Linked DNA regions of Homo sapiens: region 2 is linked to region 1. The links are chromatin loops, found by intact Hi-C in ENCODE. Cell type or tissue: heart right ventricle. All regions are shown on one strand. Each heading gives the region's core, and the rest is flanking DNA. Links, peaks and the distances in the headings are about the cores only. Region 1 overlaps MIR99AHG (mir-99a-let-7c cluster host gene). Region 2 holds the start of SNORD74B (small nucleolar RNA, C/D box 74B).

What was found. Peaks named below come from ENCODE experiments on the same cell type or tissue, not always from the same donor. Only the 100,000 strongest peaks of a DNase experiment are listed, where the experiment ranks them.
Region 2: a loop joins it to region 1, with 3.0 times the contacts of the local background. A loop is called at or near these places in 4 of 110 quality-filtered maps.

The regions. Positions count from the first base shown.
Region 1 is chr21:16,325,627-16,333,980 of GRCh38, forward strand. The region is part of intron 4 of MIR99AHG (mir-99a-let-7c cluster host gene); the gene reads left to right. Among named protein-coding and RNA genes, the nearest start is that of SNORD74B, 45 kb to the left of the region's middle. In heart right ventricle, for the core only: CTCF peaks have their summits at 4,918 (motif pointing left) and 5,121; no DNase peak of the experiment used is centred there; H3K4me3 peaks cover 564 bases.
Region 2 is chr21:16,277,155-16,285,508 of GRCh38, forward strand. All of the region lies in intron 4 of MIR99AHG (mir-99a-let-7c cluster host gene), which reads left to right. It overlaps SNORD74B (small nucleolar RNA, C/D box 74B), which reads right to left and starts at 7,614; the gene lies at 7,542-7,614. In heart right ventricle, for the core only: no CTCF peak of the experiment used is centred there; a DNase peak (open chromatin) is centred at 3,300; H3K4me3 peaks cover 3,431 bases; H3K27ac peaks cover 5,506 bases.

The DNA of each region.
Region 1 (8,354 bases), core at 18-8,017:
CTGTATATATATATATGTATTATATATTGTATACACTCATCTATTACATATTTAACATGTATTACATACATATTAATGTTTATTATATATTCATATTTCACGTAGTATACTGATATAGTATACCTACCATACTGTTAGGTGCATCTGACTTTTTCCATCTTAAATTTTGCATGCACAAAGTATATTTCTTGTACAAAATTTAAATCCTAACAATAATATAGCAAAGGTAGATCATGCTTTTGAGAAGCTTTTTAAATTAACAAGTGTTTAAAAGTCTTTGTATATATGTCTGTTACATGTGTGTGCTATGTGTGTGTGTGTGTGTGTGTGTGTGTGTGTGTGTGTGTGTTTAGCATTGAGCCTAAGTTCCAAGCAACCAGTGTGGGTCAGGCAGATTTAGTTCAGCTGGAACGTAAGGAGAAAATTGACAAGAATGATTCAATTCAATCTATCAACATTGATTAAATGCTTACTATACACTAGGTACTCTTCTAAACGTTCAGGTCATAGTAGTGATCACAAAAAGTCCCAAGCAAACATGGTTCTTATATTCTACAGGTGGTGCTGGGGGCACATAGAGAGGAGGAAGACATTAAGCCAAAAACCAAACAAATAAAAAGCATCATACTGTTTTTGACAGTGTCAAATAGTGTGAAGAAAAATAAAGTTGGTTGGGTGTCTATGGGGAGTGTTTCTTCTATTTTTGGTTGCAGATGATTTTTTGCAGTTGGTAGCATCTGAGAAGAGACCTGCAAGAAGTGAAGAAGTATGCTACCAGGCATAGCCCGGGAAAGGGCAGCCCGAGGCAGGGAAAAGAGCCAGTGAGGTTTTCAAGGAGAGCAGAGTGTGGCATATTTGAGTTATACCAAAGACAATAAAATGGTGAAATAAGGCCATGAAAGGCCTTGTTGGCCATATCAACAATATTGGATTGTTTTTCCTAAGTCAGTTGGGAAGCCCTTGGAGGCGTTTGATCAGTGACGTCTCAGTTCATATCATAGATAAGTGAATATGCATATTTTAAGAGTTCACTCTGCGGCCGGGCGTGATGGCTCACGCCTGTTATCCCAGTACTTTGCGAGGCCAGGTGGGCAGATCACGAGGTCAAGAGATTGAGACCATCCTGGCCAACATGGCAAAACCCCATCTCTACTAAAAATACAAAAATTAGCCAGGCGTGGTGACCCACGCCTGTTATCTCAGTTACTCGGGAGACTGAGGCAGGAGAATCGCTTAAACCTGGGAGGCGGACTTTGCAGTGAGCCGAGATCACACCACTGCACTCCCGCCTGGTGACAGAGTGAGACTGTGTCACAAAAAAAAAAAAAAAGAGAGAGAGTTCTCTCTGCTACATAAAAACTAGCCTGAGAGGAAACTGGGAAATTGGTTCAACGCTTATGGCAGTACTTTGGAAGAGTGAACTTGTAGACACTAGGTGCTTCAAAACAGAATGATATTAATAACATAATATTTGATTTATAATTTATCTACTTCTCACAACAGAATAGAATAATATGTGTAGAGCTTTAAAGCAATACTAGCATACAGTAAGTTCCATGGAAATTCTAACTATTAACTTTATCCTCTGTATCATCATAATCACCATCATCATTATCCAAATCCTTAATAGATGCTCTTGGGAAAAAGGTCATTTTAAATGATATTACAAATATGACCCTCTTTTCCTCACTAAAGTCAAGCATAAGTTAAAGGATTTGAGGATGTGCCCTATTACAGAGTTGTTTAAGAATTTTACGTGTAACATCCAATGTTTTTTTCATCCTTAAGTTGTTGCATGAGTTATAATTAAACCTAATTTAAAAAAACAGCTAAACTAAATTGGCATTGTTTCTATTTACATTTTAAAAATTAAATCCTAATCAAACTTTTCCTCTTCATTTATATGAAAATTTTGTCTCCAAATGTGTACATTTATTTTCAGCTGACTTTTCCCAGCCTGTTCCTCTTAGATAGAAATGTCTTCTCTGTACTATTGTTTTTATATGATTTTTTTCAATGCTCAACCCTACTTGATATACATACATATACACAACCATGTACAACATTCACTGTACTCTTTGAAATTCATGGCTTAGCACATGAAAAGTAGCATATTAAACTTTAAAATAATACAAATATATTTGGTTATCCTTGAAAAATATAAACATTCGCAAAAAATATCACCAGCCGCACATACATATATTCATATAAAATAATGTATATTAATAAAAAACTTATATAGGCAATGATACAATCATTAAGTGTTAGCTTGGAAGTAGATGGTATCAGAAAATTAGAAAATAGTTCTTGTGTAAGTTATTCTTCTACTAATTGGTTCTTAGTTTCCTGAGGACTGCTTTCTTAAAAACAGATTTACATGGTATGCAGATCAGTTTTGTGTAGTGTTTTTGTTTTGTGGTTACTATTATTTTGTTTGTTTTATGTGTGTATTTTTTAAAGTCTGACAGAGTGATAAATGGTGCTAGTTTTAACTTGAGCTTCAAATACTGATTGATATTTTTTAAACATACACCTTTGATACAATAACAAAACAAATAAAAACAGAGCGTTAAGTCAAATGGAGAAACTAGCACAGATAAAATGTTCTAGTTTTCTGATCTATGCCTGGCAAATAAATGTATGTACTTAGGGAAATTTGGTGTGTTTTCCTATGTGATACATAAACTGGATAATTTTAATATATTCCCCATTTTGGACATTATATTAGAGTGAGAAAAACAGAAAATATATTTAAAATCATAAAAAGTATTAGTAAAGTTCTGAAATTAAAATAACTCCATGAGTATTTTTTTAAGAAAATATTTTCAATTTAGTGATAAATGAGTTTGTATATATACGGCCAAATCCAAAATAGTCTAAAGCTAAGATTGAGGCCTGTCTCAGCTAAATTACATAAAATCAAATGATAAAAGTTGACACTTAACTCATCTTGGACTTTGGATGTAAAACATATGTTGCTGATGTTAGTTTGACATGTGTCAAACACCTTCAAAATGTATGTATGAATATTTATATTCTTCATACATACCTGTTTATGGGATAATATTGAAATTAAATAACATTCTTAGAAAATTAATGTGACAATATCCAAACAGAATTGAGATCTCAGACACAAAACATCTGAGTTTAGGCCTATTTGCCATTGACCTATTACTAAAGTGCTTCTGAAAAATGTCCTCACAGAAGGTTGTTTGGCCTTTCATCCTGCTCCAAAGTGGGTGAGCATAGCTCAGCTGATGTCTACAAACTGTCAGATTCTATGAGCAGAGATCGTGTTTTTCCTTCTAACAGTATAAGTTGCCGTTGTTTAATCTTTTGATGTGGCTCTGGAAGAGAATATGGTCATTGGTACTCACTCTAGGGAAGAAAAAGAGCAGTTGGGGGTGGAGGGAGGAGGATGCAGATTGAAAGACGTAAAATAGTGGCAAAAGACAGTGTTCCTTCTCCAGAGGTGAAGACCTGAGTCCCAGCTGGGAGACATGTATCAGTTTCTGTGCCTGGGAACTTCACATCTTTGGCACCTATCTTGTGCTCAGTGTAAGTCCAGCATTAAGATATATGTATTTTTCCTACTGCATAGCATCTAAATGGAAACCAGTCATATCATTAACTGGTTAATTAACAGATAACAAAGAAGCCAAATTAAAAAACAAAAATAAAAATTCTGCCTTTATTAGACTAATTGAGAGGCCCCAGGTTTTCACCATGCATGGTTGCTTTAGAACCTAACTCCCCAGGAAGATGTGGCTCCATTCTGCTAGGAAGCAGTCTAGAGCAGCACTATGCAAAGTGGGGTCCATGGGCCAGGCCCTTCTGAGAACAGTTTGATACCCATTAGAAAACATGGAAGTACAAAAATAGAGAGTAAGCCTTTAGAAAATTTCATAGAAAATCAACCCAACATTTGTCTGTTGATTCAAGTAATAAAATATGAATGTTTTAATGTCAGTTTTTACATTTAGTTTCTCTAGTTATCCACTTTTACTGTAAATTGGAAAACATTACTTCATGATTTAGGAAAAAAATAGTCTGGCTTAGACCACAGTTAGTTTGAGAAGCACTGGGGTAGCACTTTTAGAGTTTCAACACAGATCAATATAAGACAAGTGTGATCAATGGCAAAAGTATTTTCAATCCCTTGAAACATCAAGGCAACAATGAGGTTGCATAATTATATCCCTAAAGAAATTTACATCTTTATTAATAAGCTTTGTCCTCTCTCTTTTCTTAAGTATTCATGTAAAAACATTCTGAATGCAAAAAATCATATTTAAACACTAAATAGAATGTCAGTAGAATTGCATTTGTATGTGTTAAAATCCTATTGTCATTTTACTATAAACTTCTTCTCTCCTTGCTGTTATTGCCTAACTTCTACAGGGCATTTGTATGTGGCCTTCTTAAAACATTTACTGGAAAGAAACTTAATAAAAATAAATTTATCAATCCAAGATGTGATTTCTCATGAGAATCTTGAATATCTGCATTTAGAAATTATATATATGGTCATTTATAGAAAAAAGGAAAGATCTCCTTAAAAACTGGAATAAGAAAATGATTTATATAGTCATGCTAACAAAATATCTTATTTTAGCAACCACCTGTCTATCACTCTTACCAGTGAAAATTATTCATAAAATAGCTGCTCCTTATAACTAGGGGTAAGAGATATGCAAACAAGACTGCTTTTAATCTTGAAAAGCATGCAAAACAAAATTTAAACATAGACATCAAAAGAGAAAAACTGTTCTCCAATTTGTCACCAAGTCATTGCTCCCTATATTAAGTCCAGCAATTCACGAAACCCTCACTCATTGTTTGCAGTGCCCTGTAGCAAGCTGGAAGTGTCTTTATATGTATTATTAAATTGCCGTTACTGCCATCTAGTGGGAAGAAATACTCCCTGTCACTATGTCAGGGATTGTACATAAAGCCCTAAAGTTCTAAGTGTAAAGGGAAAGCCACAGTTTGTGTGAATCGCAGAGAGCAAAATGGCAAACTGAAGACACAATCTCATGACAATAGAGACATAATAGACATCTATTCACCGAATAAGTTAAAGAGGTATGTAGGACGAAAAGAAAGGGTGTGGGGAATGCATGCATTCACGAGAATTCATTTTGTGTACACCCAAAATTACATCTAAAGTATTATTTCTTATTGAACACAGGTTACCTGAACCAGGACATTTTATTACATGTAGACTTATTTTGTCTTTACCTTTTGAATGTAGATGGATTGTTTTGCATGTGCTTATTAAGTCTTAAAAATGAAGACAGCTTAGATCTGTTCTTAAAAGGTAAGGTTCATACGAAACACTGTAACGAGGGAATCTTGTTACAATGCAGATTCAGACTCCCCGGGGGTCTGCATTTCTAGCAGCTCTTAGGTGATACCATGCTCCTGTTTATAGTCAGATCATACTTTAGGCAGTTACAGGCTTCGAGTGGGTTACCAAAGGGAAGGAGTCCAGAAATGAAGCAAACTCCCCCACAGAGTATATTTCACCGCTTGTTATCTTGTTGTTATAATGTAATAGACTAGTTCATTCAATGGCCTATACAGTCAAATTGCCAAATTCATTTCTTGAGTTTGTTACTTAACTATGTAGGTAAACTTGGACAAGATATTTCACATCTCTATGACTTAGTTTCATCATCTGTAAAATAAAATAAATCATAACTAAATATATCTAAATAGACATACATAAATAACTATCTCATGGTTCTTATGGGAAATAAATGAGCTAAAATCTCAGGATGAGCCATATGAAATTGTCCTCTTTATAGATGAAAAATAAACATCCACAATTTTATATAGTTAAAACTAAGTATGTAAATTATTTAGTATAATATGTAGCACCTAGTGAACAATAAATGTTAGTATCAGCAACAATTGTCACTGGGTAAATTCATAGACACATGAATGTACTAACACCCTAAAAAGTTTCTTTCAATGAAGAAAATTTTGACATCAAATACACATTATGCAGTAGCACATATAAACCACGAGGACATAAAAAAAAAACAAAGACTCTGGATAAAATTAATAATATGATAAACCTGTTCTGGGGAAAATAGGCCATGAAAGTATCTATTGTTTTCTAAATTATTAGAGCAAGCATACTTCATGTTTTTGAATTCTTTGTCGTTCTTACGCTGTAAACATTTTTACATGATTTCAAGCTATGTTACATTCCTTAGTTGTATGGTGAATCATAAAATGTGTGATAAATTATTTATATTTATAAAGTTTTGCCTCAAATAATAGCATTTAGCACTGTGCTTTGATGAAGGGACATTCATTTGTATGAAAAGCAGTTCTGCTTCTTTTGAGTACATTTAGTCACTTTGCTTAAATGAATAGATATTTCCTAATTTTGACCCTCAGGTTTTAAACTTTGCTTGAAGTGTACTGATTTTTGCTCTTGTGAAGTATTGTTGGTGAACTACAGAGAAGCATGTAACATACTATAAAACTATAAACTTTAAAATTATGAGTTAGAATCTGGTTGGTATTAACTTAAATTGATGTTAATGGTTACATATACAGGCTATCAACTGAGATATATTGTAATTCTTTCTAAGGAGTCCTTCTTTTTCTAAAATTTGAAATCTTTTCAACCTTTTGATGTATATAAAATATTTGTTATAAACCTGTTTTATAATGAAAGTAATTTTTATTACCACGTAGTTTAGAGACTAAACTTGTAAGTTTCAAGGTTAGTGGAAGAAAGAATTTAAGCCACTATAATCTATTCCACATGGGCAACAAAGTACATTTAAGGAATAAAACTATTAGACTATATTTATTGAATGATGAAACTCAAGCTGGTGTTATATAAAGTGATGAAGGAATTACTGAATTCTCTTTTTTTCGTTTTTTGAGATGGAGTCTCGCTCTGTGGCCCAGGCTGGAGTGCAGTGGCACTATCTTGGCTCACTGCAACCCCTGCCTCCTGGGTTCAAGTGATTCTCCTGCCTCAGCCTCCCGTGTAGCTGGTATTACAGGTGCCCACCACCATGCCTGGCTAATTTTTGTTAAATTCTCTTTTCCAAAGATGCGATACTATTATTCTGTTGCAGCAACAAAAACTGGGTATACACACAAAATAATTGAAAACATGATATTTATACATCTAGGCTCATGTCAGCATTATTCACAACAGGCAAAAGATGGAAGCAATCCAGATGTTCATTGGAAAAATAAAATATGGTGTGTACAGACACTGGAATGTTATTCAGCTGTAAAAAGGCATGATATTCTGATACATGCTATGGCATCAAAGATCATTGAGAACATTATGCTAAGTAATATAAGTCAGACACGGGAAAACACATGTTTTGTGATTTTAATTATATAAGGAATCTAGGATAATTAAATACATAAAAGCACAAAGTAGATCAGTGGCTACCAGGAACTGAGAAGAGGAGGAAATGAGGAGTTAATATTTAATAGGTACAGAGTCTCAGTGTGAGATGATGAAAAAGTTCTATAGTTGGACTGGTGATGGCTGCGCTTTACACTTAAAATGACTAAAATGATACATTCTATACTGTTTTGTATATTCATTTCAGTACAATAAGAATAATTTATAAAAGACGCTAATGAGCTCCTAGTCATCATATGACACAAAGGTGTCTTTTAGGAACCATGAAATTAATTTAAAAAAAAAGTCTACTCTCATACCTACACAGCTATTTTCCGTCTGTTATGGTAAGAAACAGAAGTTAAGGTTGTTAACAAAAATAATTTGGAAAGCAAGACAGGAGATCAACTGTTTGCATCACTTTAGGCGAAGTTAATTGACACTCAATGTCTGTCTTTGTCTTTTCAGGCTGCTAAAACAAAACATCGTAAATTGTCTGGTGAGGGCCTACATTCTGGTTCATAGATGGCATCTTTTCACTGTGTTCTCACATTGGTGGAAAGGAAGAACTCTGGTTTCTTCACTTCCTTATAAGGGCACCAATCTTATTCACGAGGGCTTCACCCTCGAAATAATCACGTCCTCAAAACCCCCACCTTCTAATATTCTAATACCATCACGTGAGGGCTTAGGTTTCAACATAAGAATTCGGTGGTGGTGGGGTTGGGGGGAGAGGGAAACAAACATTCAGACCATATCAATGCTTTATTTTTCTCTTTTTAAATCTGGCCATTGTGAGAATTACAGGAGAATTAAAGGCATCTGTCATCATCCCAGACACATAGTAAGTTCTTAATATGGGTGGTTATTGTTATTTTTTCTGATGTTGTTATTGCTTGAACTTTCAAGATGTAGGGACAAAAGTTTTATATAAATAACAAGAAGTTCAACTAAACACTGTATT
Region 2 (8,354 bases), core at 157-8,156, 48 kb before region 1:
AGCTATCCAGCAGGTGGGTGGTAAGGTTAACATTTTATAACAGAAGCAGGGACAAATATTGAAGTACTTACCTACTTCACCTGGCTCTACTGGAAGGGAGAAGATACCAAGCAAAACAAAATTATCCTTAGAATGAAGTTCTGGTTTATTTCAACTTGCTATTGTTGTTATTGCTGGTTTTAACATGTGATAACATTAGTTTGTTTGGGCTGCTATAATTGAATACCATAGATTAGGCAGCTTAAACAATAGAAATTTGTTTTCACACGGTTGTAGAGGTTAGAAGTCATGATCAAGGGCTTTGGTTTCTGGCAAGGGCTCTCTTTCTGGCTTGTAGATGTCCGTCTTCCTATGGCCTCATATGGCTTTTCCTCCATATGTGTGTGCACAGAAAGAAAAAGAGTGAATTCTCTCTTGTCTGTTCTTATAAGGACGCTAATACTGTTGGATCAGAGTCCCATCATTATGACCTCGTTTAACCTTCATTACTTCTTTAGAGGTTCCATCCCTGCGTATAGTCACACTGCGGGTTAGGGCTTCAACATGTAAATTTTAAGAGGATACAAACATTCAGTCCATAACAATATGAAAACCTCAACTTGTCTCTAGGTTTATCAGAGGCTCTCTAAAAGCTTTGTTAAACCTCGTAGCATGGAGTCACATTGCTATCTATATTCTCGTTGTAAATACACACATCCAGATTCAAGTTGTCAATTGCTTCCACCCTTTACCACCTCCAAGCTATTCTTGGGGCCACATTCTCTCGCTTTGGCTCCCAGAGTTTCAGGCAGAAAAGAGAGTGCTATTGGTTGCCACTTCTCAAGCCCTCCAGTAACATCTACATTCAACTTTGCCTCCTCCTCCACCTTGTTATGAATTGCAAGACCCCATGAAAATCAATGGAACACATCCCTTAGAAAAAGAATGGGGAGCCCTACTCTAGAACTTCACTAATATTTTGAAGAGCAAATTCTTCAAGGGAATGGTCAAACCAATAATTTCTGCTTCTCAGAAAATACTTGTCACAATAGAAATTGAGGTTTGATAATACAGATTCTGTCCTAAAATATTATGATTCCTTTGGTGATTAATGAAAGTAAACTATCACATTAACATTTTGATGTGATATAACTCATTAACATATAGTCTTATGAAAAAAATTATTGATTTTTACATAGCCATACTAAATATTAAACTCACTACTATAAAATTAGCTTATTGTTTAATTATTCCACAAAAGAGGAATATATATTTCAGATCATTTTCCATTTTCTAAAATAGCCCTTTTCACATATTTGCATAACTGCAAGTATGTCTTCAGCATCCATTGATTTACTGATTTTATATATTTAAAGGCAAATTTTTTAGGTATATTTGAAGAGCCATTGGACTTTCTATGCTTTCAGAAACAGTAGAATGCATATTAATTATAATAATAATTTATATCAATGCTGAATAATAATATTGAACTTTATATTACAATTATGGTTCCAATATGTATTTCATAAATTTCTAAATCTTAATACCTAAATAGAATGCTATGAGGCACTGGAATGTTTAATACACAACTAAATTTTCTTTCTTTTGAAAATTTGTCAAATTTCTGTGACTCAAATTTGATAGAAGAGAATTCTTTGACCTACTGGTTCCTATGATTCACATACGAAGGGTGATACCTATGGGTATAGAGCAAATGCGTGTTTTATTTATAATAGCAACTTTGTTTTAGATAAATTCAGTGAAATAATAAATGTATATGACTTTTTTATGTGAATGGTTAAGGAATGATTTTATGTTTCTTTTATTTTACCTCTTTAAAAAAGAAATCATGTGTTTGAGAGTTTGTGCATTTCTATCTTCTTAAATATTAACAACATTTCTGGATATATGGTTATAGAGGTTTGCATAATATTTAGTCAAATCAGATTTATTTATATGTACTTTAGAAGTATTCTTTTTAAACAGTATTCAACTTTCTCTGACATATGCAGCTGCAGCAAAAAACGTTTACTGAAAGATACCTTGGAATCATTTGTGTACAGAGTTTAAAAGTTAATGTTGTCTTATTTACCAAAATAAAATAAGAAAATAAAGATTTGATAGGGCCAGAATGTTAATTAGACTAGAAAATGCAACTTTTTATTCTGTAAATAGATCAGAGTGTGTTAAAGCAATCTGAAAATCTGAAGCATAAATGTAGAAAAAATTTTAAACTTCTTTACTCTTTGTTAACTCATCAAGTTGAAATGAAAGTTAAGTGCATTTAAAGGCATTTTCAGTAGAAAACAGCTTTTCTTTGGGAGCTGCTGGGCAAACATCCTTTTTTTAATGAAATAGATATTGTATATATGATAAAGGTAAATAAATACAGATAAAGCACTTAGATGAAAAAAATAGACTGCAAACACTGTTATACATTCACTTGTAGGTTCTTAAGTCATTTTTTTTGTTCTTTTGTTCTGTAATTGATTGCTAGCACCCCCTTTAACCCACCTTAAAGGGCAAGCAGGAAATTCATGTTTTCGTTCATCAGCCCATCCCTCTGAAAAGCGTTCGATATTAAAACAGTTTTCAAGGAGCAAAAGCAGAGGAAAGAAGAGGCCCAGCTAGACTGTAGCAAGGTTAGAAGATACACGCAAGATTGCCTGCCACACACATCGGGTCTTGTTCCTGTCCAGTATTTGCATGGAGATATCAAGTTAATTAGGGTAGGACTCTGTTCTTCGCTTTCTATGTGACCTTTTATTATATCTGTGGCTCTCTAGTTCATATGGTGTCATAAAGCTATGGGAAAGTCTTTCTAGTGTTTGACACAAACTGCAAAAGAAATAAGCATTGATATTTCCCTTTGCCTGAAGGTTTTTACAGCAGCAAAATACTGCAGAGGCAAAGTTGATATTGTGGTAGATTTGCTGTGGGTGTAAGAATGTTTCTTTTGTCTTTCGGCTCCCCGCTTCCCCCGATGATGATCAGGTGCGACCTAGAGAGTTGTGGAGAGGAATGGGGTATTGGTTGGGGAGGGGGTGCGGGTTAGTTCAGGAGGAGGTTACATGGCGGAATTCCCACGAATGCTGGCGAAGGATGAAAAAGATGAAGAAATCTTGTTTTTCTGAACGAGAGGATTCTCTGCATGACTTCCCCACTGTTGGGGTGATGAGCTTTCAGGCTGAGATTTTATTAACAATTCATATGGAGATTGAGGGCAGTGGAGGAGCAGATTCTCACATAAACTTGATCTGTCCATGAATGCAGTTCTCTGTTTGCCCTGACCCTGCATGGCTTAAGACACTGCCTGTGAGGCCAGTGTGCCAGACACAAAGAAAGAAATGAAAAGCAAGCACATTCCAGGAGTCTGCACAAAGGAGCCCGGCCGTTTCTAGTCGTCTCCCCAGAGAGGATCTTATCTCTGCACAGCCAAAAACCTCTAAAATGTTTATTTGTGTACTTAAAGTTTTAAAATCCATGTGGCTGTTCATTAAGCAACAGTCAATAGAGAGGTTTTGTGAGGTTTTAAAATGTTGTTTTCTGAACTTGTTGAAACTGGAAAAATATTTGCAAGGGTACATTTTCTGAAGTTTAGCTTTAGAAGTCACTGGCCTTGAGTTGTTTTTACTTTGTCAATTGGTAGGTAGCCTGCAAAATGAGTCCTTTCCAGCTTTGGGAGAGGCCAGAACAACATCTTAAATCTTGATTTGACTTCGTAATACATCCTGACACTGCAAGCTCTGAAACTTGTGGCAGAGAGTTAATGCATGAGACAAAACTGACCTGGGATCACAAGTGGACATCCTCACGCTCATGATCACAGACCACAGTGTTACATTAGAAAAACTATGGGAGAAGCAAGTGCAGAGAAAAGTTTGAGTGAGAAGAAAGAGTGAGAGAAACTAGGAACTTTTATTATAATGTTTTTACAATTATTGGCAGTTCACTATCTCTAGAAGCATTATAACAGGATAATGACAAGCTCTCACAAGACATTTCTCTGTAACTTAATATAATAGGTTTTATTGTTTGACAAATGCATTGTCTGAAAGTATGACATCTTTAGGTTCAGGGGATAAAAACTCGATATACATAATTCTGCTGCTCAAATACATGTTTCCACAGATACTTAAAATTCAGAAAATCCAGATACACAGGCTTTTTAATTTTGCATATGTGTTTAGCTGTTCAAATTACTTCAAACTTTTATGGTTCATTAATTAAATAACCAGTAGAGGAATGCAGACAAATGCCATTAATTATGATAGGTTTTGTTCCTTTCATTTTATAGTGGTTTTATTTCCATGAAATTAACTGTTGTACTTAGGCTAATTGTCAGTAATTGGTGACAAAATCACTTCATTGTTTTTCTATAGCATGATACTAATGAGGATATTTGCAATATTGGCCCAACCATGTGTGTATTTTACCTTCTGTGTTTAGTCAGTGGTAGATAATATCAAATGCAACTTTTTAAGAGAACCATGAGATAAAACATTTCTATTAATAATTAAACAAGTCTTTTAAACAGCCTGTCATAAATTAATTTTAAAACATCGAGATTGAAGGAAGCTTTTATTTTAGGTTTAGTTGGTTTCATGAAATATCAACTAATTTTCCTGATTTGAATTGAATTGTTTTGGAATCATCTATGCAATATCGCAATTACAAATCTCAACTGCTTAGCCACATGTATTTTTATTATTCTATTTGTGTAGGCAATGCTAAAATTAGCATTGCTAAACATGCTTTTGTGAGGTATCACAGAGCTGAGTGGGATTGCCTTTCTTTTCACACCTGATGGTTAAATTCTCATAATATATAGCAATATTACTTATTCTTGTTTTCTAACAGTATTTTCCTGTTTCATTTTGCCACATGAAAATGTTTTTCAAAACATTGTATTTCAAATGAATATATATGAAACAGTTGAGATCATGAAAGCTTGGTTTTATGTATTTTTTTCAACATTAAAAAAATATACTTCCATGTAAGTAATGGGTTATAAAGAGAAAAAGCAGTGGGAGAGTATTCCATTTTGTGAAGTGAGATTTAATGCCAATGGCAGAAAATATTGCAACACTACTTATCCCATTAAAACAATCACAGCCAATACTGCTTTGCTCACTTCGTTCCTTAAAAGAATTCTTCTCAATAGATTCCCCTATGATTTTTATGAATTCGTAAGTTACAAAAGTTTTCTAGTACTTTGAAGTACAGTCTTTTTGCTTCTTTTTCTTATTCTAAGATGCTTTTACCAATCAAGTGCCATTTTACAGTTTATAGCCCACTCTGTTTGTTTTAAATGCAACCATAATGTATACCTTAGAGCTGAGTGTCTCCCAATCATCCTGAAAAAAGTTTTTACAAAGCAATTAGAAAAATAATTGCCTATTAAAAGGTGAAGATTGGTTTGAGTAGGGAGAGCAGAAACTGAACTCTGAAATTGAAAGCATTCATTGTTAGAGGAAACATATGCACCAAATCCAAAATTAAAGAAAACTCACAAAATACGTATCTTGGCAAGGGGAATTGTTTGAATTTTCTAAAGCTGTCAGTCCATTTTCTCTACTTTTTTTCCGGTAAAGAAAAACTTCAAATGGAAAGCTTCACCTTTTGTACAAAGTTGAAATGTTTTATTATTGCAGAATTGTTCTACACTGTACAAAACCAGAACAATTCAATAGCTTCCGGGGGGCCAGGGGATGGGGAAACAAATGAGAATCTTTCCATCATTCTAGAATACCCATAGCAGAGCAAAAATAAGTATAAAAATCTATGGTCATTTCCTTGAAAAAAAGAATCTTTTGATTACAGCAGTTATTTGAATACCCATTCAGGCTCTTTTGTGACATGTAATAAGTGCTCTTCTCCCAAATGAAAAATACTCTTAGGGAACAAAAATCAAACATAAACTACGTTCAGATGCTGCATTTCAATAGGTGACCCCATAGGATTAAGCAAAGGTTATTTTTCTTTTTTGCATGTGCTCTAAAAAATAAATTCCCCAGAGTTAAATTTTGTTTGTTTGTTTTTCATCTTACTGGTGTATTTCCAATATGTTTTCTTGCTTTTTGTCAGTTTCAAATATATAGAATGTGAAAAATAAACAAGGCGGGAACTGACTTCAAGTTTTAAGAGTGATAAAGTATTGTGAAAGTTACTTAGAGAAGATGATTTTTCTCTGATTTATCCTGCCATATTATAGACTCTGGAGAATACAATAATATGGAGGTTTTTTTCTCTTTCTTGAGTATTCTAACTGTTCAAGGAAAATACTAGAAAGAAGTAGGACTCTGGTAATACTATGAGCCATATCCATGGGCATCTAAATCCTGTAGAAAAAAATAATAAATACAGTTTGCTTCTCACTTAATCATACTTGACAACCATATAGACACTGCTGGGGCCATCATGAGTAGCAGGCGGTATGTTTGACTGTTTTGGCCCCAGAAGTCTTTATAATTGTAATCAGTTTCTTCATCAGTCCATGCTGTGCCAATACCCCTAACTAGCCATAGTGTCATTTTAAAAATTAAAAATAACCCACATTCAATAACATCAACAACAACAACCACCCCTCAGCATAAACTATGTTCTCTGTGTGAACTCACAGTACGGAGCAGTTGCATCCAACCCCTGGGCTCTGATTTACTTGGCACACTTGGGGTTAATCAAATTCCCCCACTGTGAGGTGCACACACATTTAGAGGACTATAACACACTCTAATGCTACCTAACTCTGCTGTCATTTTTAATATTTTCATGAGTTTTTTTTAAGTGATGTGCATAGCAGAAATAGCCTGACTTTTTCTTACTGCTAAATAGAGTGCCCACCAACTAAAGCAAACAACAATAAATTAAATAAAAAATGATCAGATGTAGAACATATTTATTCCAAGATAGTTTTAGTTTCTGTTGCCCAAATAAGTTTCACATTCTATGAAACTTGCCTTTTCCCAGGGGTTAAGCTCCTGCAGCACTTGAGATAGTGAGCAATGGCTTCATTAAAAAACATAAAGCATAACAAAACGATGTGGTAAACCTTGGGGTGCTTTTGTTTTTACTTATTTTAGAATGTACTAACAATTTTGTATGCCTCACAATAGAGGCATCCATGTATAAAGACTTGTAACTACTCTTATTATATTCACATTTTCTGGGGCCTTAATTTCATGGTGAACAATATCAATCTGTAACTGGGGCAAATTTACATGACATCACATACAAGGCCCAGCAGGTCAAAGGTGGATGAAACAGGTTCACTGCTGCATGCCATGTGTCTTACCTGGACAGGCAGCCATCAGCTCCTGCTTCAGGTGACCACTGTCTGCAGGTAAAACCAAACTCTGTACATTTTGCTCTTAGTGCCTTATGACCAGTTGTTTTCACTCATAAATAATGTTTGAATTGTAAGCTCTTTTGCTCTGGAATCCAGAAGCAACCAGTCACTAATGATCATTTTGCAAACTACCTAGTCATCTACCAGCTAAGAAAATAATGGCCTCTCACTCTCTTTTGTGTGTGTGTGTGTGTGTGTGTGTGTGTGTGTGTGTGTGTGTGTGTTAGAGCTGTTAGCATTCATCAACAACCTTAGTTGTCCCTACCAACATAGGCTTCATCAGAAACTTTTCTTTTTTTTTTTTTAGTAGCAAAGATAGGCTACTTAAGATTTTATCTCCAAGTATGAACATAGAAAATATAAAATATTCAAGCTCTAAATCATACTTTGGATATACCTTCTAATTCTCACTTTGAACTACCTGTGATAAGACGTGACATTTATGTTTTGTCATATTATTCAACATATAATTTAAAAATAATTTAAAATCACATCTAAAATTTTAAAAGAACTTAGGCACTAATATGTTTTGTAGTCTTACATTATTATTTAAAATAATAAAAGAGTAAAATTTTATAGAGTATATTTGTAGGTACATATTTTTCCTTGAAGGGTTACATGCAATGGAAAGAAGATAGATTAAGAAAGAACAGTCACCTATATGTAATTAAATTTCAAAATGATATAGAAAAAATTTACTGGAATGAAGAAAAAAATCTGCCTTTTAGACAACTACATGGAAGGTTTATTTTTATTTTGTAATACGGACTTTTGTTCCCGGATAACTTGTAACAAGCTCAAGATGTGGAGTATTAAATGAATTATTACAACATATAGCCTAGAAGTAGGACCGCATTGTAAACCATCAAAGGTATAACACACTAAAACAGGCCATGTGATTGTGGTTAACGCACTCATAGCGAGTGCAAGCAAACCTTAACCTTCTGGATTTTTACATGTTATGTTTTACTCTTTGGTTTACTTCTTCCTGTGATCAATACCCGGGCAAAGCCAGAGCTCTTCAGGA